Regions from separate parts of the Homo sapiens genome. Here region 2 is linked to region 1. A link is a contact called in ENCODE Hi-C or POLR2A ChIA-PET data. All regions are on one chromosome and are shown on one strand. Each heading gives the region's core, a stretch centred on a gene start or an enhancer-like site at or near the end of the contact. The rest is flanking DNA. Distances are from core to core; before and after follow the strand shown. Region 1 holds the start of LINC02542 (long intergenic non-protein coding RNA 2542). Region 2 has its middle 43 kb from the start of LINC02542.

Region 1 (5,552 bases), core at 1,928-4,427:
GCTTTTTGATGTGCTGCTGGATTCGTTTTGCCAGTATTTTATTGAGGATTTTTGCATCAATGTTCATCAAGGATACTGGTCTAAAATTCTCTTTTTTGGTTGTGTCTCTGCCCGGCTTTGGTATCAGAATGATGGTGGCCTCATAAAATGAGTTAGGGAGGATTCCCTCTTTTTCTATTGATTGGAATAGTTTCAGAAGGAATGGTACCAGTTCCTCCTTGTACCTCTGGTAGAATTCGTCTGTGAATCCGTCTGGTCCTGGACTCTTTTTGGTTGGTAAGCTATTGATTATTGCCACAATTTCAGATCCTGTTATTGGTCTATTCAGAGATTCAACTTCTTCCTGGTTTAGTCTTGGGAGAGTGTATGTGTCGAGGTATTTAACCATTTCTTCTAGATTTTCTAGTTTATTTGCATAGAGGTGTTTGTAGTATTCTCTGATGGTAGTTTGTATTTCTGTGGGATTGGTGGTGATATCCCCTTTATCATTTTTTATTGTGTCTATTTGATTCTTCTCTCTTTTTTTCTTTATTAGTCTTGCTAGCGGTCTATCAATTTTGTTGATCCTTTCAAAAAACCAGCTCCTGGATTCATTAATTTTTTGAAGGGTTTTTTTGTGTCTCTATTTCCTTCAGTTCTGCTCTGATTTTAGTTATTTCTTGCCTTCTGCTAGCTTTTGAATGTGTTTGCTCTTGCTTTTCTAGTTCTTTTAATTGTGATGTTAGGGTGTCAATTTTGGATCTTTCCTGCTTTCTCTTGTGGGCATTTAGTGCTATAAATTCCCTCTACACACTGCTTTGAATGCGTCCCAGAGATTCTGGTATGTTGTGTCTTTGTTCTCGTTGGTTTCAAAGAACATCTTTATTTCTGCCTGCATTTTATTATGTACCCAGTAGTCATTCAGGAGCAGGTTGTTCAGTTTCCATGTAGTTGAGTCGTTTTGAGTGAGATTCTTAATCCTGAGTTCTAGTTTGATTGCACTGTGGTCTGAGAGATAGTTTGTTATAATCTCTGTTCTTTTACATTTGCTGAGGAGAGCTTTACTTCCAAGTATGTGGTCAATTTTGGAATAGGCGTGGTGTGGTGCTGAAAAAAATGTATATTCTGTTGATTTGGGGTGGAGAGTTCTGTAGATGTCTATTAGGTCCGCTTGGTGCAGAGCTGAGTTCAATTTCTGGGTATCCTTGTTGACTTTCTGTCTCGTTGATCTGTCTAATGTTGACAGTGGGGTGTTAAAGTCTCCCATTATTAAGGTGTGGGAGCCTAAGTCTCTTTGTAGGTCACTCAGGACTTGCTTTATGAATCTGGGTGCATATATATTTAGGATAGTTAGCTCTTCTTGTTGAATTGATCCCTTTACCATTATGTAATGGCCTTCTTTGTCTCTTTTGATCTTTGTTGGTTTAAATTCTGTTTTATCAGAGACTAAGATTGCAACCCCTGCCTTTTTTTGTTTTCCATTTGCTTGGTAGATCTTCCTCCATCCTTTTATTTTGAGCCTATGTGTGTCTCTGCAAGTGAGATGGGTTTCCTGAATACAGCACACTGATGGGTCTTGACTCTTTATCCAATTTGCCAGTCTGTGTCTTTTAATTGGAGCATTTAGTCCATTTACATTTAAAGGTAATATTGTTATGTGTGAATTTGATCCTGTCATTTTGATGTTAGCTGGTTATTTTGCTCGTTAGTTGATGCAGTTTCTTCCTAGTCTCGATGGTCTTTATATTTTGGCATGATTTTGCAGTGGGTGGTACCGGTTGTTCCTTTCCATGTTTAGCGCTTCCTTCAGGAGGTCTTTTAGGGCAGGCCTGGTGGTGACAAAATCTCTCAGCATTTGCTTGTCTGTAAAGTATTTTATTTCTCCTTCGCTTATGAAGCTTAGTTTGGCTGGATATGAAATTGTGGGTTGAAAATTCTTCTCTTCAAGAATGTTGAATATCGGCCCCCACTCTCTTCAGGCTTGTAGGGTTTCTGCCGAGAGATCCGCTGTTAGTCTGATGGGCTTCCCTTTGAGGGTAACCCGACCTTTCTTTCTGGCTGCCCTTAACATGTTTTCCTTCATTTCAACTTTGGTGAATCTGACAATTATGTGGCTTGGAGTTGCTCTTCTCGAGGAGTATCTTTGTGGCGTTCTCTGTATTTCCTGAATCTGAATGTTGGCCTGCCTTGCTAGATTGGGGAAGTTCTCCTGGATAATATCCTGCAGAGTGTTTTCCAACTTGGTTCCATTCTCCGCATCACTTTCAGGTACACCAATCAGACGTAGATTTGGTCTTTTCACATAGTCCCATATTTCTTGGAGGCTTTGCTCATTTCTTTTGATTCTTTTTTCCCTAAACTTCCCTTCTCGCTTCATTTCATTCATTTCATCTTCCATTGCTGATACCCTTTCTTCCAGTTGATTGCATCGGCTCCTGAGGCTTCTGCATTCTTCATGTAGTTCTTGAGCCTTGGTTTTCAGCTCCATCAGCTCCTTTAAGCACTTCTTTGTATTGGTTATTCTAGTTATACATTCTTCTAAATTTTTTTCAAAGTTTTCAACTTGTTTGCCTTTGGTTTGAATGTCCTCCTGTAGCTCAGAGTAATTTGATCGTCTGAAGCCTTCTCCTCTTAGCTCGTCAAAGTCATTCTCCATCCAGCTTTGTTCTGTTGCTGGTGAGGAACTGCGTTCCTTTGGAGGAGGAGAGGCGCTCTGCTTTTTAGAGTTTCCAGTTTTTCTGTTCTGTTTTTTCCCCATCTTTGTAGTTTTATCTACTTTTGGTTTTTGACGATGGTGATGTACAGATGGGTTTTTGGTGTGGATGTCCTTTCTGTTTGTTAGTTTTCCTTCTAACAGACAGGACCCTCAGCTGCAGGTCTGTTGGAATACACTGCCCTGTGAGGTGTCAGTGTGCCCCTGCTGGGGGGTGCCTCCCAGTTAGGCTGCTGGGGGGTCAGGGGTCAGGGACTCACTTGAGGAGGCAGTCTGCCCGTTCTCAGATCTCGAGCTGCGTGCTGGGAGAACCACTGCTCTCTTCAAAGCTGTCAGACAGGGACATTTAAGTCTGCAGAGGTTACTGCTGTCTTTTTGTTGTCTGTGCCCTGCCCCCAGAGGTGGAGCCTACAGAGGCAGGCAGGCCTCCTTGAGCTGTGGTGGGCTCCACCCATTTGGAGCTTCCCAGCTGCTTTGTTTACCTAAGCAAGCCTGGGCAATGGCGGGCGCCCCTCCCCCAGCCTCGCTGCCGCCTTGCAGTTTGATCTCAGACTGCTGTGCTAGCAATCAGCGAGACTCCGTGGACGTAGGACCCTCTGAGCCAGGTGCGGGATATTATCTCATGGTGTGCCGTTTTTTAAGCCAGTCGGAAAAGCACAGTATTCGGGTAGGAGTGACCCGATTTTCCAGGTGCGTCACCCCTTTCTGTGACTTGGAAAGGGAACTCCCTGACCCCTTGCGCTTCCCAAGTGAGGCAATGCCTCGCCCTGCTTCGGCTCGCACATGGTGCACGCACCCACTGACCTGCGCCCACTTTCTGGCACTCCCTAGTGAGATGAACCCGGTACCTCAGATGGAAATGCAGAAATCACCAGTCTTCTGCGTCGCTCATGCTGGGAGCTGTAGACCGGAGCTGTTTCTATTCGGCCATCTTGGCTCCTCCCCCCGAAAGATTTTCTTTTTATTTAACCTTTATTTTATGTTCAAGGGTACATGTGTAGATTTGTTATATAGGTAAACTTGTGTCATGGGGGTTTGTTGTAAGATTATTTTGTCACCCAGGTATTAAACGTAGTACTCATTACTTATTTTTCCTGATCTTCTCCTACCTCTCACCCTGCACTCTCAAGGAAACCCTAGTATCTATTGTTTCCCTTTGTGTATCCATGTGTTCTCATCATTTAGCTCGCACTTATAAGTGAGAACATGCAGTATTTGGTTTTCTGTGCCTGAGTTAGTTTGCTAAGGATAATGGCCTCCAACTCCATCCATGTTGCTGCAAAGAACATGATCTCATTCTTTTTATGGCTGCATAGTATTCCATGGTGTATATGTACAACATTTTCTTTATCCAGTCTATCAGTGATGGGCATTTAGGTTGATTCCATGTCTTTGCTATTGTGAATGGTGCTGCAGTGAACATAGGCATGCATGTGTCTTTATAATAGAATGATTTGTATTACCTTGGGTATGTACCCAGTAATGGAATTGCTGGGTCAAATGGCATTTCTGTCTTTAGGTCTTTGAGAAATTGCCACACTGTCTTCCACAATGGTTAAACTAATTTACACTCCCACTAACAGTATATAAGTGTTCCTTCTTCTCCACAATCTTACCAGCATCTGTTACTTTTTTGACTTTTTACTAATAGCCATTCTGACTGGTATGAGATGGTATCTCAATGTGCTTTTGATTTGAATTTCTCTAGTGATTAGTGATGTTGAGCTTTTTTAAAAAATATCATTATTGGCTGCATGCACATCTTCTTTTGAAAAGTGACTGTTCCTGTCTTTTGTCCACTTTTTAATGAAGTTCTTTTTTTTTTTTTTTTGCTTGTAAATTTGTTTAAGTTCCTTATAGATGTTCCTTTAGTTCCTTTGTCAGATGCATAGTTTGTGGAAAATTTCTCCCATTCTGTAGGTTGTCTGTTTATTTCATTGATGTTTTATTTATTTATTTATTTGGCTGAGCAGAATCTCTAAAATTTAATTAGACCCCATTTATTCATTTTTGCTTTTGTTGCAATTGCTTTTGGTGCCTTTGTCATGAAATCTTTGCCCATTCTTATGCCCAGAATGATATTGCCTAGGTTGTCTTCCAGGGTTTTTATAGTTTTGGGTTTTACACTTAAGCCTTTAATTCATCTTGAGTTAATTTTTGTACATGGTGTAAGGAAGGGGTCCAGTTTCAATCTTCTGCATATGGCTAGCCAATTATCCCAGCACCATTTATTGAATAGAGAATTCTTTTACCATTGCTTCTTTTTGTCAGATCTGTCAAAGATCAGATAGTTGTAGGTATGTGGCCTTATTTCTGGCTTCTCTATTCTGTTCCATTGGTCTGTGTGTCTGTTTTTGTATCAGTACCATGCTGTTTTGATTACTGTAGCCTTGTAGTACAGTTTGACATTGGGTAGCATGATACCTCTAGCTTTTTTCCTTTTGCTTAGAATTGCCTTGGCTATTTGTGCTCTTTTTTGGTTCCATATGAATTTTAAAAGTTTTCTCTAGTTCTGTGAAGAATTTCAATGGTAGTTTAATAGGAATAGCATTGAATCTATAAATTGCTTTGGAGACTATAGCCACTTTAACAATATCAAGTCCTCCAATCCATTAGCATGGAATGTATTTCCATGTGTTTGTGTCATCCCTTATTTCTTTGTACAGTGTTTTGTACTTCTCTTTGTAGAGATATTTCATTTCCCTGGTTAGCTGTATTATTAGGTATTTTACTTTATTTTTTGTTGCAATCGTGAATGAGGTTGCATTCCTAAGTTGGCTCTCAGCTTGACTGTTGGTGTATAGGAATATTTTTGTGATTTTTGCACATTATTTTTTATCCTGAGACTTTGCTCAACTTA
Region 2 (5,552 bases), core at 1,150-3,649, 43 kb before region 1:
GACTTATGATATTTATCAAATTATTGTTCAACTGTACTGCAATATGCTTGTCAGCATACCATGGCCTTCCCTGCCTAGTATTGCAATCTTCCAATAAGAATCTTGTTAACACCTTTTCCTTATTTCAGTGAGTTGCCATCAAAATTAGTTGTGTTTTTTTTTTTAAATACAAAGCTCTTTGAAACTCTTTGACATAAGTGGGACTTATTTTTATTTTCTATTTGAAAATAAGCCTAGGAAAGGAAGACACAGATCTGGGCCCAGGCCATATATAGCTAACGGTCCCCTTCAAACATTGTAGAAGAATATTAAGTTACTGTGACTCCTTGCGGAAAGCACAGACATGGCCAGACCCTAGCACTAGAAAGCTCAGGACGGAGCCAGTATGATAAACTGCTGTCAGAACAACCAAAACTATTTTCTATTTTAATATAAGAGATCTGAAAATACTTTTTATTAGAAAAGGAATATACTTAAGAGTTGTGCCTGTTTTGTACTTGACCCTGAAATCTTGGTTTCATGACTCTTGCCTACAAAGTATCTTTCAGTACCTTCTAAAGAGATTTGAATGACTGAGTATGTATTGCCAGGGTCTGCTAATCACTGCTTGTTTTAATGGAAGAGAAAATACGGATACTGTTTGTATTCTGAAAGTCAGTGAAGAATTAATCAGACTTTGTTCTGAGCATTGAGTAAAGGTTTTAGTAACCAGGCAGGGAGTGGAGTGGACTTCATTAACACACCTTCACTGGGGTAACTTTTACTTGGGCTAAAACCACCAGAAAGATATTTATAATTGGCCGTACAATGTGTAGGATAGCGCCAGTGTAGGATATTTTGACTTGGTAATATAACAATGTTTTCTTTGTCATTATAGATATGGTTACATTCTGTAGATGACTTTGCAGTTGATCTTGTGATGAGTTTGCAGGTCTTTTATTGCAAGATAATATGGTAAGTAACGCAAAACAATAATTTGTATCCGCCAGAATACACTGACATACACTCGGTGGCCAAAAACTGCTTGACATTTCTGAAAACATACTTTAGATGGCAAGCCTGACACTAAGCAATGAGTGAAGGGTTTAGGTGTTTCTGCAATAATTAATATGGATAAGAAACATGGTAGAACCTCAGGAAGACTAAAGCTCTTAGTTTTGGTAGTGAGGACTGCAGGTGGTTTTGCTTGTGTTAATGAAAGCCAGAAACATTGATGATGTGGCTTAAGAAGATGTTTTGACACCTGAAGTGATTTATGGTGTAGGGCTTTAGGACTTCCTATGAAGAACCAGTTTCTTCCCCAGTGGCTTTGTGTCACCTCCCATAAAATGTCCAGTGGAAGCTTTCAGCCACATTAACTATTTGAGCACTGTAATCTCACAATGCATGGTGACCACAGCAGTTTTGGCCAAAGGCCTGGATAGAAAACCCTGGCAACTCAAGAGATCAAGCAACCTGAATGGTTTGGGCTCTCTAGGAAAGTATTCAGAGGGTCTGCTTCTTTAAACAAAAAACAACAAAACTCTTCCCATTTCTCACTGAACCATCATTGATAAGGGCTCCTGGTGTCCTCCCTGTCTGTTCACCTTAAGAGAGGGGCACAGAAGCCTCTACTTAGCTGCTGTTTCTGAGCCACATTGTGTGGAGGAAGGAGGGTACTCAGACAAACAAGGCTCACTAACCATTTGTTGTACTGTTACAAATTGGGCCGAGCCCTAGGTGTCTTTTCTAGCACCCTTGAAAATAGCATCCAATTCTTTGGCTAATTCCAGGCGAGGTGAAGAACTATGGTAAGCAGTAGCATCATCACCATGGAAAACCAAGGTATATGGGAAAAGTTAAAGATGTGGTGTTCTTGTAACTGTGGCTTATAATCAATGGAAGTAAGGCCCCTATTTACCAATAGTAAAGAGCATTTGTGTTTAGACTTCAAACTGCAGCCCTTCCTGGGTTCTGCTTAAACTTGATTTTTAGTTTCTTGAAGTGGTTTTGGAATTATAGTTGAGATAAAGATAGTAATATCACAATATAGATTTAGCTTTTAAATTGCATCAAGTAATATTGGAAGGCTTTAAAACTTACTTTAATATTCAAGCATAGAACAGGAGAGACTCAGACTATTTATACTTTCGCATTGGAGCTTGAATTGTGTACAAGTATGTATGTGAGTGTTTTGAATGTTTTCTGTTAGGTTTTTAGCTACGATAGGGCACATCAACTTATTTACACTCCAGCATAGTGAGCAGCAGCATAAGCCTTGGATCTGACAAAGCCGTGATTCTGTGGGAACATTTATATCACGTTTTCTGTCTCTCTCTCCTAAAGGGCGACTGAGGGAACCGATCCCTCTGGGACTTTTGCATGAGTCATTTGGCAGTCAGCATTGCTGCTTGTGAGCTATTGACAGGCAGTAGCCACTCCTCCCTCACCATTCCCTGTTCTGAGAAGCATACCTTTATCACTTCCATGCTTTTCTTCTTCTGTTCTGAAATTTTTTTAACAGAAAGGGTGTGTGTGTGTGTGTGTCTGTGTGTATGTGTGTGTGTGTGTGTGTGTGTGTGTAGGGTGAGAGAGGAAGAAAAACAGGTGATTTATATGCTTTAAATTCCTTTTCATTTTGCAAGGAGACCACATGCCATTTCCAAGACAGAGACATCCTGTGAGAAACAGATTTCATTAGAGAGTCTGAAATGACAGGAATGGTTTAAATTCAGCATCGAGGAAGAGAATGCTGCCTCTAGGTAATGCACAGCTAAAGTGGTTCCAAATGTTTTATCTGATGCCAGCTGTGCAGCCTTCTGGATAAATCATTTCACATCATACACTTCAGAGCATCCAGTGCGGATGTATCCCCCTGCCACAGAGATCCTTAACTGGAAACAAGCAGCTACTGCACTGCTACTGCCCCAAAAGGAGCTGCTTCCTCACCCCCTCACCGTTTCAGCATTTCCAGCACCATCACCTCATCCCAACAGCTCCATGACGGAACTCAGAGTGATGCAGACCAATAAACTCTGCCCATTGGGACTGAGTTTCCCTGAGTACACTAGCCATTCACTCCTATTTATTTTCCTTTAGACATGGTGAATCATCTTTTGTGCCGTCTTACATTGTGTGACTCATTGCAGTCTATTTTCTGCCCAGGCTCAGCCCAGTGGCTCATTTCTGGAGAGGCCCCTTCCATGTCTTAAATGTCATGGATCACAACATTGTACTTTGTAGGAATCCCAAGCTCGCTTCACCGGAGATTAGTGTAGTTAATCAGTAAGAGGATGACAAAGAAATTGCCTTTGTATGGATGAAACTACCCAGGTCTCTCAGACACTTATTTTAAGACCATAATTTGCATATTGCTTTGTGGTGATGACAGTGTTGGACTTTGTAATTTCATTCCCTTTGCTTTTATCAGGAGACACGTGTATCAAATGCAGCATGTGAAATCAACATCTGCTTAAAGAAGTTTCCAGCACAAACCTTAGCTAGTGGTGGCCTTTGCTAATGGCCTCCCTTCCCCTCCCCTCTGCTCTTCCACTTACCTTTTCTCCATGTACATGTTGGAGCAAAATAATTTTTATTTCTTCTTGATGCTCTTTCTAATTTATGACAAAATAGCTTTTCCAGATGACATATTACTAGTTAAATCAGAAAAAAAAAGAGTTTGTCCAGTATACTTAGAAATGATAAACTTCACATTCTCTGGAGATTTGAGGAGCTTTTGGTGTCTGTCTTTGATAGTAAAGGAACCAATAGTAGTCTCTGCTTCTCCTAAAGGGCCAGGAAGAGATGCAGAAAAGTCTGGTGTCTGTGTCAGGTGTGAAGGAATGAGCTTGGCTGCCTGCATACCTTGGCCACGATTCCTGATGGCTAGGCTGGCTGTGGCTATTGGGCAAATGTTGAATCTTAGCAGCAGAACAAAGCAAATCTTTTTCCAATTGTTTTATTTAATCACATTTGTTTTTCAGGGCAAATTTTGGGTTTATGCAAGGGTAAGACTCAGCTTTTCCTGGATTAGGAAATGGATTATAAAATATTTTGCTGGGTCAGTACACGAAATACCTCACCCTGAGATGAGCTCAGGCGCTTGCTCAAGGCCCGAATGCCTCGAAAGTTTAGGTTCTGAAGAAAACATGACAGGAAACAATTGCGTCTCCATGCTAGACAGTTACCTAATGAACAAAAGAGGTCCTATGTAATCTATGCAACAGTCCTGGTGAATGGAGAGTGTTGCTTTTAATAGAGTGCTCTCGACAAAGCCATCACGCGGGCTTAGAGATATGCAGCCCAGAGAACGTAAGGCATGCCATGCTTTTGCTGTGTGTTTTAAATTAGCTTAGTCAAGCTATAAATATTTTTGGTAATTTCTAAAAAACGAAATGTTTCTGTCTAAGCCAGAAGACTGGGTTGTGCAATACAAATTAACTTCTTATGGAGTTGAGGTCTGGAAAAGAGGATGGAAGTATGTTTCTGCCCCTGGCTGGCCCAATAGGGTTAATTATAATTGGTCAAATTTGCTCTAATGATTTCTCAGTTACTTCAGGAATGAAATTCACATTTCTGCCCATGAACTCTAATGACCTCCATGGAATGCCCATGCCAGCTTCATATAAGTGTCTGCATCTCTTGATGCACACCTTTTCATGAGCTGCTTCTATCTGATTGGTTTTGCCTCATCTCAATGTACTTTCTCTAACTAGGGTAATTTCTGTCTTCCTTTCTGCCATGTCCTGGGTCTTCATTTCACTTGTCAACACCAACTGAGACTCTATTTATTTATTTATTTATTTATTTATTTATTTATTTATTTTTTGGGGGGACAGGGTCTCACTCTGTCACAAAGGCTGGAGTGCAGTGGGGTGATCTTGGCTCACTGCAACCTCTATCACCCTGGTTCAAGCAATTCTCGTGTCTCAGCCTTCCGAGTAGCTGGGACTACAGGTGTGCGCCACCACGCTTGGCTAATTTTTGTATTTTTAATAGAGATGAGGTTTCACTATGTTGCCCAGGCTGGTCTTGAACTCATGTGTTTAAGTAATTTGCCCTCCTTGGCGTCTCCAAGTGCCAGGATTACAGGCGTGAGCCACCGCACCTGGCCCCAGTAGAGGCTCTTATTCTAAGAACCTTTTCTGAAGAAATTTGAACAACTTCTAATCATTTATGCTTACTCCTCTCTTTTCATTCTGTAATGATTATATATACAGTAGACAATTGGCATTAACTAAAGATCCATTCTGATGGCCATTGGAACAGGAAAATGCAACAATACCATATGATATTAGAATGATGATGATAGAGAGTGTGGAAATGAAATGACATATATGTAGCATTTATTCTCTTTCTTCTCTCCTTCTATTGCCTCACTGCCTGAAAGAGATAAGGAATCATCAAAGATGAAGTTCTTGAACTGGACACACCTGCGCTGGAAACATTGGGCTAACTGATTGATGCTGAGATTTTTCTAGACTTTGGAACTAGTTTTGATGTCTTAACTGGAGCTCTGGTTAACCAGACTTCTGCTGGGGCTGTGGCGGCATTACCTGTGGGTATTGTTGGAA

Evidence for each region. Hi-C counts contacts between places; a loop is a spot of excess contacts on that map. ChIA-PET counts read pairs that join two places held with the same protein, here RNA polymerase II (POLR2A). Pooled maps may share reads with other maps.
Region 2: a map of Caco-2 shows a loop between it and region 1 (2.8-fold over the local background). The contact joins the enhancer-like site here to the promoter of LINC02542 in region 1. A Hi-C loop is called at or near these places in 2 of 168 maps with a recorded cell type or tissue (Caco-2 and ovary) and 6 of 50 pooled maps. POLR2A ChIA-PET finds 5 or more read pairs at or near these places in 4 of 52 experiments (Caco-2, HepG2, SK-N-SH and 1 more).

The regions. Positions count from the first base shown.
Region 1 is chr6:82,099,390-82,104,941 of GRCh38, reverse strand. LINC02542 (long intergenic non-protein coding RNA 2542) reads left to right here and starts at 3,177. Exons shown (of 4, transcript NR_149135.1): 1 at 3,177-3,382. The region is part of intron 3 of LOC107986617 (a long non-coding RNA gene); the gene reads right to left.
Region 2 is chr6:82,141,943-82,147,494 of GRCh38, reverse strand. No RefSeq gene overlaps it. Among named protein-coding and RNA genes, the nearest start is that of LINC02542, 43 kb to the right of the region's middle. RefSeq lists an enhancer at 2,110-3,309. Within about 2 kb of position 2,399, at least 13 of the 41 ENCODE cell types and tissues checked have a DNase peak (open chromatin) inside an H3K27ac peak, as active enhancers do.